Regions from separate parts of the Homo sapiens genome. Here region 2 is linked to region 1. A link is a contact called in ENCODE Hi-C or POLR2A ChIA-PET data. All regions are on one chromosome and are shown on one strand. The core of a region is the stretch at or near the end of the contact, and the rest is flanking DNA. Distances in the headings are between cores, read along the strand shown.

Region 1 (4,519 bases), core at 1,477-3,976:
TTACTATAAAATCTGATTTAACATTGGAGAATAATGTCATTGTGTTCATATCTGTTTAAGTGATATATTGATCTTTCTATTCAGCAGGCATTTGTTGAGTACCTACTGTTTGCTGCACATGATTCAGAACATTCAGCATATACAGGGAAATAAAACACAGCCCCTGAGTAAGGCAGAAAGGAGTGAGCAGAAGTCACTATGTGAGAAGCAATGAATAAGGTGAAATCACCATAAAAGCATGGGAAGGAAAAAAAGTCTTTTAGCCATGTTTTCTGTTTTCTTTCTTTCTATTAGCTCATTTCCAGTCTGTTCCTTTCCATCCATCATTTGCCTAAAAATCCTCCCTCATTATCATACAATTAGACCATTTTATGACCTAACAGGCCCTTTGAGATCACATAGCCTTGATGCTTTCAGACTGTTTGGATCCTAGAGTTTTCAGACTGCCTCAAGTTCCTTGGCAGTCCTCATGGGCCATCTGTTGACAAATGCTTGATGGTTCTATAGTCATTGATTCACTCATGTGGCAACAGTACGGGAAGATCTACTTATGCTGGCCACAGCATGCGGTATTGAAGATATGGCAGTGAGCAAAATAATTAAGGAGCGAATGCTCACAGAGGACCCTGCCCACATGGTATCTACAGACTGTGGGGAAGGGCATTGGTAAAATTCATATCACAAATGTAAGCTCACAACTGTGACACCTGCATGACAAAGATCTATACTGAAAAGAGCTATATTGCTGTATCTATTTAATCATGTCAAATAAATACATGATCTGACCCATCAGAAGATTCTGGAAAAACTGCCCTGGGGAGTCGGGGCTGACAGGAGGTCTAAGGATGGGTGTGCATTAGATGGAAGGGGAAGGCAGTCCAGGGGAAGGAAGGTGCATGCAAATGCTCAAGATGGGAGGGATTTGGGTGTTTTTGGAGAAAGAAGGTAGTAGGATAGAGTTCCGAGAGCAAGATGGAGTGTGGAGCAAAATGCAGCTAGTGTGTCCTATGAACCCCATTCTGGATTCCAGTATCTAGAATGGGGTTCTCAGAGCAATGGCAGCCACAGAGCAATGGCAGCCACAGAAGGGGGTTTGAATAGGAAGGAGCACAGGGCTGGTGAAATTAGCATGTTTGCCTTCACAAGCTGTCCCTGGATGCAGAGTGGAGAATGTTCTGGAGGGCACCTCGTGAATGCAGGCCCCCAGAGGCAGTTATGGGAGTGGTTCAGGGAAGACACGAAGTGACTTGGACTCAGGAGCTGGTGGTGGAGGAGCAGCTGGAACAGGCACGAATTGCTGTGTGACTCCCAACACACAGAGCAGGAAGTGCTCCATTTCTTTTTATTCCAAACCAAACCAGATTTGGCTCCAAGTGGCTACTCATCCTTGGGAGCAAGTGACAACTTGGAGCCAGACTTTATTTGACAGTGTGACTCCCCAGCCCTCCCCTATTCCTTGGGTCACTCCGGTGCTTACCCAGTCAGGAATAATTGGGAAGTGATGTCAGAGAATTTTTCCTCTGCTTTCAGGCTATTTTCATGCAGAGAAGATTTAGTATGAACTGTGTCTTCTCCCTGATTCCAAAATGAATTTGGATCTGCATAACCCAAAATACCAGCCATCTGTTCTTGTCTAAAAGTCAAAGCCACACCACCAGGCGCTGACACCTGGAAACATTTATTTGAACTTTTTTTGACCACAAAAAATAGATTGCTTGTAAATCACACCTATCAAAGATTCTAGCTTTTCAGTTGCTATAAAATGTTACAATTGCCACCAAAAGAGGGCATTCTCTTATCTGTTTAAAACAACCCCACACAAGCTACCTGGAAATGTGAATGCAGTCTCTTTTCTGTAGCAGGGGCTGCTGGTCAGCAGTTCACTGAGACATGGGCTTTTTGTCTTGCCCTTCACTGACTATTTAAAAGTGGAAATCTCTGCTACTTGGACCAACTCCCTATGACTTCTAGGGCAAGGGAGCCCACAGTTCTAGAACCCAAAGGCCTGGTTGTCCATGCCACCAGGAGAAGATGAAAGAATACCTTTTTCCATTGGTCCGGCAATTCCTGTAGTGACAGTGCCCACAGACCAGTCTGGGAAGGCTCGGGTGTCCACTCCAGCCCCAGCTTTCTTCTGAATGGCTTCCTACCCAGAGGGCATGTTTGTACCACCTGACCCCACCTCCGTGAGTAAGCTGCTGGGATCGAGAATTCACACCTGCAGGGCTACTACATGTGCAGGTTGTGCTTTGAAGAAGACACTTGGCCTAGAGGGCAGTTGAGGTCTGAAATCCAGGCAGTGTTCAGCTGCCGAAAAGCATGTACTTGCTGGGGGTGCCACAGCCTGGGGAAAGGGCTCCTTTTTGAATTAGTCCACCCAAAGACAAGCCCTTTTAGAATCATCTGCTCTGGAGGGGAATCTCTTCTCCAATTTGCCTGCAGGTGATAGGGAAGTGCTGGGAAGGGAACAGCTGGTCCCTTTAAACGATACGGGGAAGGGAAGTGCTGGGTAGAGGAGGGCGTGGTCCCTGGCTAGGGCTCCACCCCCACCGACGTCGGGGAGGACAGGCATTTCCTGCCCAAATGCCATGCCCCCATCCTGTGCCTATAAAAACCCGGATACCCTAGTAGGCAGACACACAGACAGCTGGATCTCCAGTGCCTGCATGCCGGCAGGCCACCGGTAGAAGCCGAATGATGCAGAGTTTGGCTGAGGCAGAAGCAGAACGATGCAGAGTTTGGCTGAGGCAGTCTGAGGAGAGCCCAGGCTGCTGAGCCGCTGAGTGGCCTGACTCCAGGGAAAAATCTTCCTGCTCCATCCCCTTCTGACTTCCCTCATATGCTGAGAGCTACCTCGACTCAACAAAACCTTGCACTCATTCTCCAAGCCCAGGTGTGATCCGATTCTTCTGGTACTCCAAGGCAAGAACCCGGGATACAGAAAGCTCTCTGTCCTTGCGACAAGGTAGAGGGTCTAATGGAGCTAACATAAGCGCCTATAGACAGCAAACTAAGAAAGCACCCTGTAGCACATGCCCACGGGGCTTCAGGAGCTGTAAACATTCATCTAGACACTGCTGTAGGGTCGGCGCCCCACAGCCTGCCCGCCTGTAGGCTCCCCTAGAGATTTGAGCAGCGGGGCACTGAAGAAGCAAGCCACTCCCCCATCGCACGCCCTGCGAGGGGAACAAGGGAACTTCCCCTTTCACAGGCACTGCAGGTGGTAGCACCGGCCATGGGCACCTGACCCAGAGGGTTGAACAGTTGCTGCAAAGTTCTGTCCGTTACAAATCATCTATACAAAACGAGGAGCAGCCCAGGCAGGCAGAAAATATCAGAGTGAGAACATAAGATGTAGGGAGACTGAGGTTGACCAAGGGACAGGGCACAAGGAATGCTGTAGTGATTGGGTGTGTCAGGTTGCAGCAGCAGTGGTGTAGCTGAATCACACTGGAGATAGAGCCTGAGCCAGATGCAGTGGGGACCTCCTGCTTGGGGGCTGTGACCGCGTTGCCTGCACACCCCTGAGCTGCAGCACCACCAGGCTACTGCCAACTCAAGGCCACTGCATAGGGGTTGCCATTTCCTTTTTCCTCTCCTGTATCTTAATAATAAAAGGTACCACGTGGGACAACCTAAGGCTTTTCTTGGTCCTGGAACCTAAGAGTACAGTAGCCAGCGGAAAGTCTAGGAGCTAAGTGGAGAGAAGCACAGAGTGTTCTGGGAACTTCCACGGTAACGTGACTAGAGGCAGGTCCATGACTAGGGGTGGAGTGGGCTTCCTTTTCCTGTCTTGCTTCCTCAGTTCCAGTGCACAGCTCCTCAATTGCAGCTTCCTGGCTCTACTGCACTTACCAGCCTGTCCTGCCACCAGATCACCCCTCCTGACCGGGACAGACAGTGGGCATGTGGCACCCACAGAGGAGACATGAATCTTTATCAAACTCCTGTTCTAACAGAATTTCTTGTCTAACAAAAATTGCCTTCACAAAACTTACTGCAATCACAATTGTTGTGTTTGTTGATTTACTTTTTGTCACCTCCCCTACGAGGTGATGAGCTTTCAGGGATGGAGGCCTTTTCATTGTGCTCACTGTTGTATTTCTCATGTCCAGAGTGCTCAATGCTTACTTACCGAGTCAAGTTAAACATGCCTTGATACACATCAAAAGGAATATGGCTTTCTGCAGAATAATCACCTTGGTAGACATTTTTCCCTAAACGTTTTAAAACAAGGCTTCTAAAATTGTCTTCAGGAAATTAATTTAGAGTATTCATAAGAAAAAGAAGACTTGATGCTTTATGCATCCAAGAGTAAATGAAACACAGGGCTATATTAATATTTACCAAATCAGCTGAAATCCAACTGCTTAGAGAGATGCTTTTCAGTGGCTGACTCGTGTTTTTAACTACAATGATCCTACTTTTCTGGCCTCTGCATATCTGAGTTTGTTAAAGACAGAAAGCCGATCCCCTGCTTTAAGAGCTAAGGTTCCAATCTTATTCAAATGGTCATATC
Region 2 (4,519 bases), core at 1,171-3,670, 560 kb after region 1:
CTAATAATAAAACAATATGGGGAGCCTATATTTCTCTTTGCTGCTCTGATGCCATCCATAAACTTAGCAAGATTTCAACTTCAACTTAAAACTTGAAATCGAGTGCTCCATTTTGTTTTAAATTGTAATTAAGGCTGTCGTTTTATGAAGCCAAAATCTTTTAAACATGACAAGTACATAATTTACCAGATATACAGAGAATCCTTTTAATGTTATGGTTTTAATTATTTTAGATCTTTGTATTCCTAATTGTAAAAAGTCCAGGAGTTACATGAGGCATACACACTACAAAGGCCAGGTACCAATCCAATAAACAGAAATTAATTAGACCAGAGACCTTGGCAGGTTCTGAGACCTGGAGTAGATATCCAGAATGATTCATCTGTCTGTTCCAGCTGTTGTATCTAAGCCCCTCTTTGTAGTCATTTTGTCTTGGACTACAAAAACTGAAGCAAGGTGTTGGATTCAAGTTACATACATTACCTGATTCTCTACTCACAAAAACCTGCAACTTCCTACCTGGTAAATCACTTGATTGGATTTTTATTTAGACATTTTTATAATAGTTTTTTTTTTATTCTTAGGGTATATAATAGGAAATAGGAAAAATAGGAAGAGACACATATGTCTTTTCCACTCAACATGTAAAAAGTATTTGCACTTGGATTATTGCATTTGATTGCACTCTCCAAAATTCACAGATATTAAAAATGATTTCTACTTGTTATTTTCTATGATGTGTGTTCACAATATCTGAAGTCGTTGTACTGTGTGCATTAATCCCGTTTGCCAAAAGATTGCATTTTTCTCTGCTCATCTATGCAGTAGGCTGAGGAGAATGTTCTGCCAAGTGCTGTGCTAAGTTCTGGGATTACAAAAATGAATTAGACCATTTGATCACACTTAAGCAGTTCAGACTCTAGGTAGTAAAGACCTAAAAACAGAAAATCATCTTAAGTATTTGCTCAATGGCTCTTTTTCCATGGGAAAAGAGGGCAAGGACTTCATTCTATGAGGACATGACTGTCTGATTCACGGCTGTCATCACCAGCACCTAATACATAGTCACACTCACTATTTGTTAAATACATGAATACATGCTAAAATAGGGTTTTATATATAGAGGGAGTATGGGAGCCCCCAAAAGGGACATTTGCTTAGTTTTATGTGTAAATATCGGGCTGGAGGGTGAGGTAAGGGTGTTATTTCAGAGGTATCAGGAAAAATTCCTTAAAGATGAGAACTGAGCTGAGTTTTGGGAGACAGAGGAAATTAGGTAAAAGTGGAGTTGGGGGTTGCTTAGGAGTTCCCATATCTTGTGGCGGAACTTCAAGCAGTTTCGGAGTGCCAAGACAACAGCCTGTAAATGTAAGCAGAAGAAAGATCTGGAAGGGCTTTCTAGGCTGTTTTATATATTTCCATTTTAGTATCCATATCCATATGCTTATTTTAAACACTTGTCCATAGATCCTTACTACACTGGTAGCTCATTGATGCTAAGGACTGCATGTAGCTTGTTATCCAGGTGCCCAGCATAATAATGGGGATATGGTAGTTCCTCAAAAGTTAATGCAGAAATGAAAGAACAAACGGAAGAATAACAAGTAACGGCATTGTGAGCACTCTCCAGTGATGAAGTCATCAGATGGTAGGGATGTCAGGAAAGGGGACTATACCAGGTTAGACAGAGACCTACTCAGCATCTTAACTAACGGTGAGGTAAGTTTAGTAAGCCTCACATCTCAGAAATAAAATCAGAGGGAGGAATGTTGGGAGTTTCAAACTGCTTTCCTAGCGGGAAGGTGAAAAAACACAAAATATAGTGGGGTGCGGTGCCTCATGCCTGTAATCCCATTTTGCTGAGGTGAGAGGATTGCTTGAGGCCGAGTACGAAACCAGCCTGGGCAACATAGCGAGACCCCCGTCTCTACAAAAGAAAAAATGTGAAATTAATGGCAAGCGCCTGTAGTTCCAGCTACTGGGATGAGGAGGGAGGATCGCTGGAGGCTGCAGTGAGCTACGATCGCTCTAGCCTGGGCGACAGGATGAGACCTTGTCTCAAATAGAGATAGACAGACAGACAGACTTCAGAATTTATTAGGGTTTGTAATTTCCAGGTTCCAAAGCACAGCAAGGGAAAGGGCCTGGCTGGGTAGTACGTTACACCCGGAAGTAAAGAGACGCATACACCGTTGGGTGCACTTTATAGTCTGGCTGGCAAACGAGCGACACCGACGCGCAGAGTTAAGTGCTGGGACTTCCCAAGCCTGGAAAGCAGACCGTGTCTCTGCAACTACGCGGCTGCCACGAGCGCTGAGCGGCCGGGCATTTGGCCTCGAGGAGGAGGCACTGTAAGGGCGGCGCAAGAGGGCGGAACGCGGGACGCCAGGCACCCTAGCTCCCGACGGACGCAGTTTTCAGTTGCACGGGCGAGCTCCGGGCCGGCTGCGGAGCGACTCCCCGCCGCCAAGTGGGCGGCGTGGCTGTCGGGAAAGAAGGGCTGGGGCCTGCCGTTCTTCCTCCCGAGTATCCCCTCCAGCTGGACGACCCCACGCTGCAGCACGGGCTTCCGGCTTCTCTCCTCAGTGGCCAATTCGAGGGCACAGCGGGCTCCGGAGGCGCGGCGGCAAGCCTATCCCGCCTCCCAACCACAGCCTCCAGCACCCGAGAGAACGGCCGCCCACAGCACACGTTCTCCGGACAGGAGGGCGAAGGCCCAAGACCTGGAGAGGTGGGCTCGAGGGAAAGATCTGGGTCCCACCACTACTTCCTGGAGACGCCGGGGAAAGCAGGCCATCCTTCGAGCCACCCATCTCTTCTCCGATTGGTTAACTGCCTTCTTATTGCGCTCCGCTGGCTGGTGATTGGTTGGGATGCACCGTCTATCACCTGCTTCCTTGTGAGAATCTAGGTCTCTAAGGGAAGCGTTACTTGAGGCTCGGTTGGGAAGAGGTTGGTTGGGCCTCTTGAGCCCACTTTATTTATCGTAGTGGGGATCGTCCCCCGGCGCGAGCTTCCGTCGCAACGGCCGGGAAAGAAACCAGTAGCGGGACGGAGGGCGGGGGTGGCAAGAAAGTCAAGGTTTAGAAGTAAGCCGGAGACGCCTAACCCTGGTAACATCCGAATGGGAACGGGATAGGAAGGAAGGCCTTTGAGAGAGGAGGCGTAAACCCAGGAACAGTGACAGTGTAGGACGAAAGGCCTAAGTTTGTTGCGGAAGGTAGGGGCCTTGCGGGAGGTTTTCGTGACCTAATTGTATGGGGATCTAATTTTCTAGATGTGTCTAACAAAATCCACTGGAGAATTTGCTTTGGCTTTGCAGCAGAGTGGGGAGACTACCACCCGTTCCTGGCCTTTAAAGAAACAGTTTATTGAATTATTCAACTCTCTTTTATTGCTTCAGATGGGCAGCTCTCAAAAAAGGCACAAACAATTGAAGGATGGATACCATGGCATATGTTAAAAGCGTGTTGAAAGGAAAATAAGGTATTCGCTTTGTTTTCATTGTGATTAACTGTATAAGAAAATTACCTTTAAGGAGAAGCTCAAGTTTTAAATAATATTAGGGTAACTTGATTTTATGATAGGCTTCAACTTGTAAAATTATTTATTACAAAAATCCTATTATTGCTGTACCTACGAAATATGCTCTTTGCTAATTATGGTCTTAATCTGAAGATAGAGATCTTGAGTTTTTAGTAGTGTTAATTCATATTTGAGTGGATAATGTTACTAGGTCATTTGTTCAAAATGACATAATAAAATAACCACAGTGAAAAAAATCCTTGAATTTGTAATTTAGTGTTACAGGTGAAATTGAATAGTTGCTTACTCCAACAGTATTTTAGACTTGTAGGCTAATTTCACCTTATATTTAAAGCAGCTTGCTTATTAAATACCTAGTGTATTTCGAGAGGCAGAGTTGCACAGTTGCTTCACTGGTAGCCTAGCCATTTGAGCCTCCAGCCTCTACTGAGTCAGGTGCTGTATTACTCATACCCTTTAGTGACATGCCAGAAATTGTCGAGGAATAGTTTATTTCATCTGCAGAACACCCAAATTAGCTCTTAACAGCAGACCTGGTCCTACCCTGGAAAACTCTAATCAAGGATTGGGGATGAGATTTGGGCATCTAGATTTTTAAAAATACCCTTAAGTGAGTTTGAGAACCATTGCTTTAGTGTGACTTACTGAATAGATGTATTTAAGAAATTCTAAAATATTTGTGAAACAAACATCTTTCTCTCTTGATTTCCATGTAATTTAAAAGTGAGCTTCTCAGGAGTGACACTTAAATATAATCCAAAAATAGTGGTTTCTTAGGCAAAGTCAGGAAGTTTCACTGGCATTCTGAAACTCCTGGGACTAACCATTCCAGGCTTAAGGATGAGGCTTGATATGGGGTGATACAAAGTGCTCTGATGCACTTTCACAATCCTTGAGCCATACATGATGTCTTGTTTCCTGTTGGGTTTCAAAGTCTTCCTGGTAAGCTTTAATAAGAGACCACCTTCCAGTT

Evidence for each region. Hi-C counts contacts between places; a loop is a spot of excess contacts on that map. ChIA-PET counts read pairs that join two places held with the same protein, here RNA polymerase II (POLR2A). Pooled maps may share reads with other maps.
Region 2: a map of B cell shows a loop between it and region 1 (7-fold over the local background). The contact joins the promoter of RNF6 here to the enhancer-like site in region 1. A Hi-C loop is called at or near these places in 1 of 168 maps with a recorded cell type or tissue (B cell) and 2 of 50 pooled maps. POLR2A ChIA-PET finds 5 or more read pairs at or near these places in 2 of 52 experiments (H1 and SK-N-SH).

Annotation. Positions count from the first base shown.
Region 1 is chr13:26,784,123-26,788,641 of GRCh38, reverse strand. No RefSeq gene overlaps it. Among named protein-coding and RNA genes, the nearest start is that of GPR12, 26 kb to the right of the region's middle. RefSeq lists a silencer at 2,477-2,526 and enhancers at 3,227-3,276, 3,059-3,674. Within about 2 kb of position 2,726, at least 7 of the 41 ENCODE cell types and tissues checked have a DNase peak (open chromatin) inside an H3K27ac peak, as active enhancers do; they include B cell, where a contact is called at or near this core.
Region 2 is chr13:26,220,215-26,224,733 of GRCh38, reverse strand. RNF6 (ring finger protein 6) reads left to right here and starts at 2,420. Exons shown (of 5, transcript NM_005977.4): 1 at 2,420-2,731; 2 at 3,404-3,486. RefSeq lists enhancers at 2,360-2,739, 1,885-2,766, 2,767-3,648 and a silencer at 3,190-3,239.